Regions from separate parts of the Homo sapiens genome. Here region 2 is linked to region 1. Evidence: chromatin contacts called from ENCODE Hi-C or POLR2A ChIA-PET data. All regions are on one chromosome and are shown on one strand. The core of a region is the stretch at or near the end of the contact, and the rest is flanking DNA. Distances in the headings are between cores, read along the strand shown.

Region 1 (5,160 bases), core at 1,082-3,581:
TCTGCTAACCAGCCTTCTCCTCCTGGCTGGGCAGCAGAGAGAGAGGAGGGGGAGGGGAGGCCAAAGCCATGGGAGTTCTCCAGGCAAACTTTCCACCCAACTTAGCGCTTTCCCTCTGTCCCCATTTCCCATCTGTTTCCCAGCTCTCCCAGAATCACCCTTCTCTTTTGCACCCCCACCCCCACCCCCAGGCCTTTTTAAGGGATGTGAAATTTTGGCTGTTCGCTCTGCTTTCCCAAAGAGCCAAATTCTTTGATGCAATCGGAGGGAGCTGTCAGGGGGCTAAGATTGATCGCCTCATCTCCTCTCCATCCGTCTGACCCACTTATTTAAAAATCTTCCCCCAGATCGACTTTTCATTTTCTGCTTTGAGGCCTAGTTTCCCACCAATTGCTTGGGGCTCAGAGTCTTGTGCCCTCTCCCCATAGTAAATTACAACACTCTAAACTTCAGACTATCTTGGTCTCCTCAAAATAAAATAAATTTTAAAAACATTTTCCCCCAGCAGCCAGAAATGGAATATCATCTCAGTGGTCATTATTTCCACCCCTACCATCTTCAGGGAATTCTTCCTTGTCAGGGATTCTTTTTTTTTTTTTTTTCTTTTTTCTTTTTTAACTAGCACAATGGCAAAAATGGGAGGGAAAGTCTCTTTGTCCTAGGGGAAAATCTCCCCACCACACTCATGCACACACATAACGCTGATCTGAACTTTGAGAGTGCTCTAAGTTAAACCAATGGCTACCTCAGTTCTTGTTCATGTCCCTGGATATGGATACAGATACAAGCTTGAGGCTTGAGTGGGTACATGCACATCTTAGACTCTGCCTGTTTTTGGGGGATGTCACAGAGAAGCATGGAAGCCTGAAAGTGAGGAAAGCAGGGGTACATAAGGGGCAGAGGCAGTGCTGCAAACACTGGGCAGAGAAGAGAACCCAGACCATACAGCGATGGAGGCCAGAGGCCCAAAAATGCCCCTTATGCTCCATCTCACTCCTATGTGTCTGCCTGGGAGTTCCTGTCCATTTCCCAAGATTTAACTGTTGTTTTTGGAGGGTAACAGGGATAGTGGTGTGATGATTGTAAATCTCTTTCTTATTTTCACCTTAATACTGACCTTTTTCAAAGAGTGGAAGCCTCTTTCGACTCCCTCTTCCTCCAACGCGGAGATCCTCACTCATCTTTTCCTGGGGAAGGGGAGAAGGGAAGGGGATGCTGCTGGCCACGTAAAGAAGGCCTTAATTTACTCTATTAAAATACTTGGAAAAGAGGAAGGTTTCTCCCTTAGAGTCTCTTCTTTTCCAGGCTTCTGAAACCTTCTAACCTTCGAAGGGGATGAGGAAAAGGTTCCTCTAGCTTTTCTGGAGAAACGGAGGCATTGGGGAGAGAGCATGTGAGGCACTGGTGTAGGAATGGGGGCTCATGGTGTCCTGGTCGTGGTCCTCTGGTGTTTTTGAATCAATTAAACCAAATAATGCTCTCTGTTTTCCACCAGGCCCAGACGAGCGATTGGCGGAGGCCGGTCCCGTGACCACGAATTCCCTGTAATTTCGCTGGAGTCCTGGGTTTAATAGAGAGAGTCCCCATACGCTTGTATTTATCAGCAATATACAATTATAAAGGCCCAAAATTAAAAAAAAGAGAGACCGAAATCTCCCCCTCCCAAAATCGCTCCATTACATAAATCGGGGGGGGTGCAGGAGGGGGGTCCCTTCCGATCCTCCCTCCTGACGCCCCCCCCAGCAGCCCCCTCCCCCACCATTGAAAGCCATGAATTTTGAATTTGAGAGGGAGATTGGGTTTATAAACAGCCAGCCGTCGCTCGCCGAGTGTCTGACTTCCTTCCCCGCTGTCTTGGAGACATTTCAAACTTCATCAATCAAGGAGTCGACATTAATTCCTCCTCCTCCTCCTTTCGAGCAAACCTTCCCCAGCCTCCAGCCCGGCGCCTCCACCCTTCAGAGACCCAGGAGCCAAAAGCGAGCCGAAGATGGGCCTGCTCTGCCGCCGCCACCGCCGCCGCCACTCCCCGCTGCCCCCCCGGCCCCCGAGTTCCCTTGGATGAAAGAGAAGAAATCCGCCAAGAAACCCAGCCAATCCGCCACGTCTCCTTCTCCGGCCGCCTCCGCCGTTCCGGCCTCCGGGGTCGGATCGCCTGCAGGTCGGTAAGCGTGGTGGGGGTGGGGTGAGGGGCAGCTAGAAGAGGGGGAGAAAAAGCAGTGGAAGGAGGTTTAAAAAAAATGGTGGCGAGCCTGTTGGGGTTCCTTACCCCCTCCATTCCTGGGATGGGGAAGTAGAATATCCCACTGGGGTTCAGGCCTGGCCGCTAACAGCGTCTTTTTTTTTTTCTGTCTCTCTCTCTCTTTCTCTCCCTATGGCTGATTTTGGAAGCTGGTTGGGGAAACGCCTTTTTTTCTGCTAGAAGAAAATGATTTGATTGAGGTTTTCACCCGTATCTGTGTAGGGGAATGAGTATGTTGTTGCTGGGATAGACCCTAGAAGCAGAAAAGATTCGGTCCTTTCTGCCCCAACTCTAGGAGAAGAGGAAGAATTCAGAGCTAGGGAGGAAGAGGGGTGAAGAACAATCTTTCTGACCCTCGCTCCGGTTGAGTTGGAAAGTTCCGAATTGAGGGGTCCACTGGGAGGGCTTGGGAGGGGGATCTGAGGTTCCGGCGCCGAAGGGAGCCGCTCTCCGCCCCCTGCGTGGCCCGTGGGCGGCTCTGAATGCTTTGCCCTGACCCGGGCCGGGGCTGTAGACTAGAGAGGGAGAGAAGAAAACCCAAAAGCAGTAAAGCGAGCGGCTTTGGGGTGGGGGCGGGGGTGGGGTGGCGAGGAAGGGGAGAGGTGATACTGGTTTTGGAGGATGGGGTAGTCCGAACTGAGGTTGGGCTGAGTACACGGCCCGCTATGACGCCGAGCCTGTTTTCCCTGCAGATGGCCTGGGACTGCCGGAGGCTGGTGGCGGCGGGGCGCGCAGGCTGCGCACGGCTTACACCAACACGCAGCTGCTGGAACTGGAGAAGGAATTCCACTTTAATAAGTACCTGTGCCGGCCACGCCGCGTCGAGATCGCGGCCTTGCTGGACCTCACCGAAAGGCAGGTCAAAGTCTGGTTTCAGAACCGGCGCATGAAGCACAAGCGGCAGACGCAGCACCGAGAGCCGCCGGATGGGGAGCCTGCCTGCCCGGGAGCCCTGGAGGACATCTGCGACCCTGCCGAGGAACCCGCGGCCAGCCCGGGCGGCCCCTCCGCCTCGCGGGCGGCGTGGGAAGCCTGCTGTCACCCGCCGGAGGTGGTGCCGGGGGCCTTAAGCGCGGACCCCCGGCCTTTAGCCGTTCGCTTAGAGGGCGCAGGCGCGTCGAGTCCCGGCTGCGCGCTGCGCGGGGCCGGCGGGCTGGAGCCCGGGCCATTGCCAGAAGACGTCTTCTCGGGGCGCCAGGATTCACCTTTCCTTCCCGACCTCAACTTCTTCGCGGCCGACTCCTGTCTCCAGCTATCCGGAGGCCTCTCCCCTAGCCTACAGGGTTCTCTCGACAGCCCGGTCCCTTTTTCCGAGGAAGAGCTGGATTTTTTCACCAGTACGCTCTGTGCCATCGACCTGCAGTTTCCCTAACCTGTTTCCTCCTCCCGGTCCTTTCGACCCCCGCGCTCCTTGGCCGTCTACTGGAAAAATCGAGCCTCTCCCACCCTCAGTCGCATAGACTTATGTGTTTTGCTAAAATTCAGGTATTACTGAATTAGCGTTTAATCCACTCCCTTTCTTCTTCTTCTAAAATATTGGGCACTCGGTTATCTTTTAAAATTCACACAGAAAAATTCCGTTTGGTAGACTCCTTCCAATGAAATCTCAGGAATAATTAAACTCTAGGGGGACTTTCTTAAAAATAACTAGAGGGACCTATTTTCCTCTTTTTTATGTTTTAGACTGTAGATTATTTATTAAAATTCTTTAATAATAGGAAAAGGGGAAAGTATTTATTGTACATTATTTTCATAGATTAAATAAATGTCTTTATAATACCAAAACGAGTGTTTGTGTTGGGACCTAAACTCTTTCCCCGCGGCCCCAAGGCCGGTCCTCACCCCTCCAGGACCTGTGCGAAGTTGATTAGGTTCAGCGGCCCATATGGCAGCAAAGCCTCCAGGGCCGGCGAAGTCCGGGTGGTACAAAGGTGACCCGATTGATGGCCGCTTCGCCCACGGCTCCGGCAAAAGTCGGGAGTTTGCAGGAAGCTGGGTCACCTCCCCGCCCCTCAGCAGAGGGTCTTTGGTCCTGAGCGGGTGGTTCTGGGGCCTCTGCTTGGAAATAGAGATGGGCAGGTCGAGGGAGAGAGTGTACAGCGAACAGAGGAGGGTGAAAGGAGAGGAAGCCTGTGGACAGTCTTCAGGGTCGTGGCGGGGGCAGAAGTTTACTGGAATTGGGAACAATCCAAGGGCTTCCTAGGCTTTTGCTTCTTATGACCGAAGCCGGTGTAGGACCTTTTTCCGAACTCAAGAAGCCTAGGGACGCGAGGCCTGGGGCTTGAGCCGGGCCTCTTTGGGAGCTGTAGGTGGCTCTCCAAGGAGTGGAGTGGGGTCGGGGATTTTCTCGGGAAGCAGGGTCCCGCACCCAGGGATGGTAACTGGCTTCCCAGTGGGCAAGAAAAGAGGCCAGCTGAGAAATGTGGCGCTGCCGGGACACCCATGGACTCGGGCTGCTGGGGTTTGGGAGACCATCCAAGCAGCAGCCGGGCGAGAAGCCCAGGGTGGCCCGGCAGCGTCGCGAGGCGCTGGACCTGCGGGGAGAGAAGGAGGAGCGAGGAGAGCGGGAGGGAGACAGGGAAGCAAAGACGATGCTCAAAATGGCGCTGGGGCCGGGCGGCGGGCCGGGGGGGGGGCGAGGGAAGAAGCTGTGGCCGCCATGACAGCCGCTGCAGGAGGCGCCGGCCCAGCCGGGATCTGCCCCCGCCCCTGCGTCCTCCCAGCTGGATTTTCCAGAGGCCAGGGAAGAAGGGGAGCCTGGGGGGTCCCACCTTCGTTTTAGTTAGTTTGATTTTTTTATTTTTAAAGTGGAGCCCAACGGACGCTGAGGACGCGAGATGGAAGGAGAGTCCGGGTGGATGTGGGAAGGGAAGGAGAGCGGCGGGTCTGCGGGCCTGGGTGTGCCTCATCCAGTCTGA
Region 2 (5,160 bases), core at 697-3,196, 100 kb after region 1:
AGATCTGAACCCTCAGGAGGAGAAGACAGGTGGCAGGTAGACAAGTATTAGGTTGGTGCAAAAGTAATTGCTGTTTTTGCCATTACTTTTAATAATTTTAATAATTACAGATGGGATGTGAGTTTTGAATAGCAGGTGCTAAATGCTACAGGAATGTAGGAGAGGGAAATATAACCCAGTCTGGGGAGCCAAGGTTGGTTAACCAGACAAAATGAAGTTGAGACTTGAAGCATGAGTAGGAGTTAGCTGGGTGAAGGGGAAGGGGAAGAGTGTTGTAGACAGAAGGAACAGCACATGTGAGCAAACGGAAGTGGGAGTGGGTATGACTCATTGAAAAACTGCAGGAAGTCTGTTACTGAAGATGATGGAGAGTAAAGGGTCCATGCAGGCAGCAAGGCTAGAAAGATAAGCAGGAGGTTATGGTGGTGGCGATGGTAGACGCTTGTTAGCCATTGTGAGGAAGTGAAATATTGGGAAGCTACTAAAATTTTAATTAGGAAAGAGGCATGGGCAGATTTTTAAAAATGACATCACTGGTTTTAGGGTGGAAAATGGGTTGGTGGGGCGTAAAACCAGAGGGTTGCAAGGTAGAAGATGATGGTGGCTTGGACCAGGATGGTGGCAACAGACTAGAGAGAAACAGATTGTTTGAAACATATTTTCCAGCTAGACTTGGCAGAGGAAGAAAGAGGGAAGAAAGATGACCCCCCAGGGTTCCAGATTGGGCAACTGGATTATCCATGGTGCCATTTACTTACCTAGAGAAGTTGGAAGGAGAAGGTGACTTGGCCAAGAAGGGGACAAGTGGTTGTGGAGTCTGAGTCCACCCTGCACATTTCACATCCAAAAATGTAACACCAAGTATAGCAGAGTCCCAGGCAGGATGGAACTAAGGCTTCAGTGAGTGGAGTGAGCATAATCATATCCCTGATTTTCAAGGGCTCAGAATTGGAAACTTTTCTATAATGATTCAGGCATACATAGGCAGGTCTGAAGAACAAGGGGTATGATGGATAGATTGCTTTTTCTGTGCAGCAAACCTACCCATTTCTTCCAGAAATAACCAACTGTGTTGTCTAAGAATTTCTTTTCTCCCCTATTCCACACAGTTTCTGTAGGAGCTGTTATGTAATTGACACCACCTCACACCCCACCACACCCCATGGCCACAACGCACTCAGGTTGGGCCTACCAACTACTGGAGTATTAACAACTTGGACCGACATGAGAATTACATAAATGGTTGCCTCCTCCTCCTCCTTAAAACACTAAAAGGAACTTCAGTGCATGTTCCTGGAGTCCATGGTAATCCCTGGGAGCTGGACAAACCCTTGGTGCTTGCCACACTGATGATGTTAAGCTTGAGGCCAGGGAAGCCTGCTACTTACAAGATATGCGTTAAATGCTGTAAAGGGATCCTGGAAAAGGTTGGGAAATCTCCACCTTTCGAGATCATGGAGTTCTGGCATGTTAGACCTAGAAGGAACCTTATTTCCTCATTTATAGTTGGGAAACTGAGTCCTTTAATAAAAAGGAAAGACAATTAAATTACCTGTCCTAGATGGTTTAGTTACTCAGCAACCAGAAGACATAATGTCAGACCAGATGTTCTCTTGGGGTTCCTATAAACTCCACTGTTCTTTGATCTTGTGATTTTGTGTTGGACACCAGCCAATGAAACCCCTGAGCAATCAGGTTTATACTCTCCTCAATGGCCTTAGAGAAAGAGTATGGCCTGGGTGGAGACAGTTGTGTGGAAGCCCACAGTTCTGTCACGTAACTATTTTCTTCTTTAGAATCTTCTCTCTTTTGGCATCAGCTGACACAGGAAGTGGTAAAGCTATTATCTGTAGATTCAACCAAATCACCATTTCCTGATTCTAATGTTCATCAACCACTTTTGAATCCTCCCCCCACTTCCCCTCTATTTTAGTTTGAGGTTCAAAAGCACCCATGAGGTAAATTAATACTCAGCCAAGCAGAGTGAGGCCCTGATGCTCTTGTGGTTCTGCCATTAATTTGCTGTAACCCAGGGACATCCAGGCTAGTCCCTCAGGTTTCTCTCTGTAGGTAAAAGGGTTTCTAAAGTTCCTTCCAGCTCTGAAATTCTGAGATTCCTTGTTGAATCTCATTCTGCAAGGGGAATCTTATGGACCAGCTCCCTCTGGGAAGAAAAATGTTTCATGCAACCCTATGAATCTCATCTTAGTCCAAATCTTTTTTTGTTTGTTTGTTTGGTTTTTGTTTTTGTTTTTTAGAACACTATACTGGAAAAGTGAAAGAATCAGAGAAGCAGGATAACTGGCAACTGAAGTCGGCCAGCATCTCATGTGAATTAGAAATGGAATCGGGGTGCTAGCATCCAAGTGACCAAAGAAACTCTTTGCTGAGGTTGCATGGAGTTTAAGGAAAGAGGCTGTGGGGTCCTCCTTTGATGCAGCTACATTTCCCTCTGAGCCTCTGTCTGTTTCCTGTCAGTTTAGTGCAAAACTCTAGTCTACTACTCTGGGCTGGCTTAGAAAAAATGCATCCTGGTTTTGTTCCAATTCAGGATAGAGGTGGGGAAGTCCTGCTGAGCCTCTCCCACAGTGAGCCTTCCCCTCACCACTGGCAGCACTGACACCAGTGACTAGCATTCATTTCTTGGGGTATGAGTCCACTGAGGGTGGGAGGATCCTCACATTAACCATTATTGGGTACCATCTTAAATTGCGGACTTTGGAAGCCCTTGGCCTTCCCTTTCCCAGGCATTTTCTCCTTGGAGTGAAGATGTTGAAAGTTGGAGGTTAAATGACTTGCCCTAGGTCACAAGGTTGGTGGCACAGCAGGGATGAAAACCTTGGCCAATCTTCTGAGTCCTTGGTCAGACCCTTACGCCACAGCTGCTCTTTGTATAAGGGACAGTCTCACCTCCCAAGGACACTGCGCAAGGATGCCAGATATTGATATGACTGTTGTCCCAGTCCTCAGTGACCTTCTACATCCTGCAGCCTGCTCAGACAGTAGAGGAAGCAGCTCTGGGGCAGAGGGAACTGCCATATGTAGAGCTGCCCTGGTGGAGATAAACAGGTTGTCTGTCAACGTATGAAGCCTATGTAGGGCCAGGACCACAGAGCTTCCATTGCAGGAGAAATTAAACCTGTCTTGCACACCAATCCCAGTGCTCTGATTACATTTACAGAGGTCATGGCCTGCATTCTGTCACCATGGAAACCTCTCAGGCTGCCAGGGTGTTTTCTGTGCATGTGGTTGATATTTAAAGGCAAAGTCGCAGGCCGCATTGCTGAACTATCAGCTGCCAGGGGCAATTGCTCTCCTCCACCAGCCCGCGTCCTGGTGCTTCGTCCCAGAGATAAGAGGAAGGGGAAGAGATGAAGAAAAGGGCCCACCTGTCTCTAACAGGAAGGTCTTTTTAGTAGAGCCAGGTTTGTAGGGAGTCAGGCTATAGGGTGCAGGTGCTGGGATAGCAGATGAAGGGCAGTAAAAAAGGGCCCCAACATTGTCAGAATATAAGCATTTTCTCGCAAGAACACAGGCCCTCATGTTTAGTGCATCTCATTTTTTCTCTGATTCCTCCTCCAACTCATGAGCACATGTCATAGTGGCCATATGGAGCTGGGGAAGCCCCCTTTGCCTGAATGCCCTTGGTGGTTTCTATTTTGCACATCTGGTAGCTGCATGAATTGTGCTGATAACAATATAGCTTATGAAGGATCCCTACTTATTCTAAAGACCCCATAGCACTGTCCTGGAAAAAGCTATCATGGGAGTGACTTATCAGGAGTCCCAGGTGTTGGAAGAGGTAAATAACACCAGATTCAACAGAGTAAGAAAAGAACACAAGTGCTGACTTGGCTTGTGACCATCAATTTTTTCTTTCGTCTCAAGACAATTATTTCCACACCATTGAATGAAGTGTAGATAACACGGGCACCTTAATAGGCTGAGAGCAGAGGCTGTTTAGAGGAGATTTCAAGCACTGTGAGCATAAAATGAACATGAATATTCTGCAATATGCATCTTACAATTTGTCATTAAGTGGATGGCCTCAGTGATGTGATGCAACAGGCTTTGATTGGAATATTGAGCTCTGAAAAAGGAAATTCTGCATCAATAGTCTCATGATGCAAAATATCACATATTACTCAATAAGAAGTGTCATTGTGTTGAAAGTGCAGATGCTAAAAAGTACAGCAGCAGATAGGAACAGCTTGATCCACAAGGCACTTTTCTTTAGGAATTTACAGCCATTCCCTGAAGCTACTCAATTGTCCTTGGAGGTAGAACATGGTATAGCCTGAAATTACAATTCAGGAAATGAAGTGGATCTGTTTGATTTAGTTTCTAATCCTTCAAACTATGAAGACTTCTTTATGATGTTTTCTATTTCTCCACTTATTTATCTTTTCATTCAACTTCTCATTCACTCTCTTTTCCCTTTTTCTTTCTCACTAGCCTCATCTCTAGGCCATCAACCCTCCCACACACTCCCCAAGTCGTGTCCGTCTGCCACAACCCCAGCCCTTCTGTAGAGCTTAGCCCTGCTGGCAGCTCTCCAGACTAAAGGGACTACAGACTCCTAGGATATGATCTTCTTTCTGATTGGTTCTTTGCAGGGTCTTTATTTATAGTGAAAACTTTGTTTTTGCTGCAATAAGTGAAAAGAGGTGTTAATATCTCACGCCTTCCAGATCAGTGTTTCCCCCATGTGGTTTGGAGAACACTAGAAGTATTCTAGAATAGATAGGGCAGGGAGGAAATCTCTGGAGGTGGGTGGGGAGAATCTGATAACCTTGATTTGTTAGAGCCTGGTGCCAAGGAAGCCAAGGCCACACTCTATTCATCTCTTTAAAGGCAGATTAGCTTGATAAAGAGGAAAACTCTCATCCTTGGCAACCAATGATACCTATATCTTGGCCACTCCTCAAATATATCTTTAATGAGTAAGAAAGATCAAATGAGAGATTATGGATAATTTGTATATATATTTATTGAGCATCTGACAGGTGCTAGTTTTTGCAGGGAATGCAGGGACAGTAATCACTAAACTTTACAAAGCACCTACCATGCTGCAGGCAGGTGTAAGCACTACATATATTAGCTCTTTGGATCTTCACAACAACCTTGAGAATACAGTTACTATTGCCATTTTACAGCGGA

What was found. A loop is a pair of places that touch in the nucleus more often than their neighbours do. ChIA-PET counts read pairs that join two places held with the same protein, here RNA polymerase II (POLR2A). Pooled maps may share reads with other maps.
Region 2: a map of CD8-positive, alpha-beta T cell shows a loop between it and region 1 (2.6-fold over the local background). The contact joins the enhancer-like site here to the promoter of HOXB-AS1 in region 1. A Hi-C loop is called at or near these places in 3 of 168 maps with a recorded cell type or tissue (CD8-positive, alpha-beta T cell and naive thymus-derived CD4-positive, alpha-beta T cell), 2 of 37 single-sample maps with no recorded cell type and 9 of 50 pooled maps. POLR2A ChIA-PET finds 5 or more read pairs at or near these places in 9 of 52 experiments (CD4-positive, alpha-beta memory T cell, CD8-positive, alpha-beta T cell, T-cell and 5 more).

Annotation. Positions count from the first base shown.
Region 1 is chr17:48,541,522-48,546,681 of GRCh38, reverse strand. HOXB-AS1 (HOXB cluster antisense RNA 1) reads right to left here and starts at 2,331. Exons shown (of 7, transcript NR_102279.1): 1 at 2,270-2,331; 2 at 1,325-1,561; 3 at 1,118-1,187. HOXB2 (homeobox B2) reads left to right here and starts at 1,573. Exons shown (of 2, transcript NM_002145.4): 1 at 1,573-2,161; 2 at 2,935-4,027. The coding sequence starts at 1,771. The coding sequence ends at 3,614. RefSeq lists an enhancer at 2,705-3,350 and a silencer at 3,158-3,447.
Region 2 is chr17:48,438,202-48,443,361 of GRCh38, reverse strand. It overlaps a transcript of SKAP1 not described here. Among named protein-coding and RNA genes, the nearest start is that of SKAP1, 11 kb to the right of the region's middle. Within about 2 kb of position 1,946, at least 7 of the 41 ENCODE cell types and tissues checked have a DNase peak (open chromatin) inside an H3K27ac peak, as active enhancers do; they include CD8-positive, alpha-beta T cell, where a contact is called at or near this core.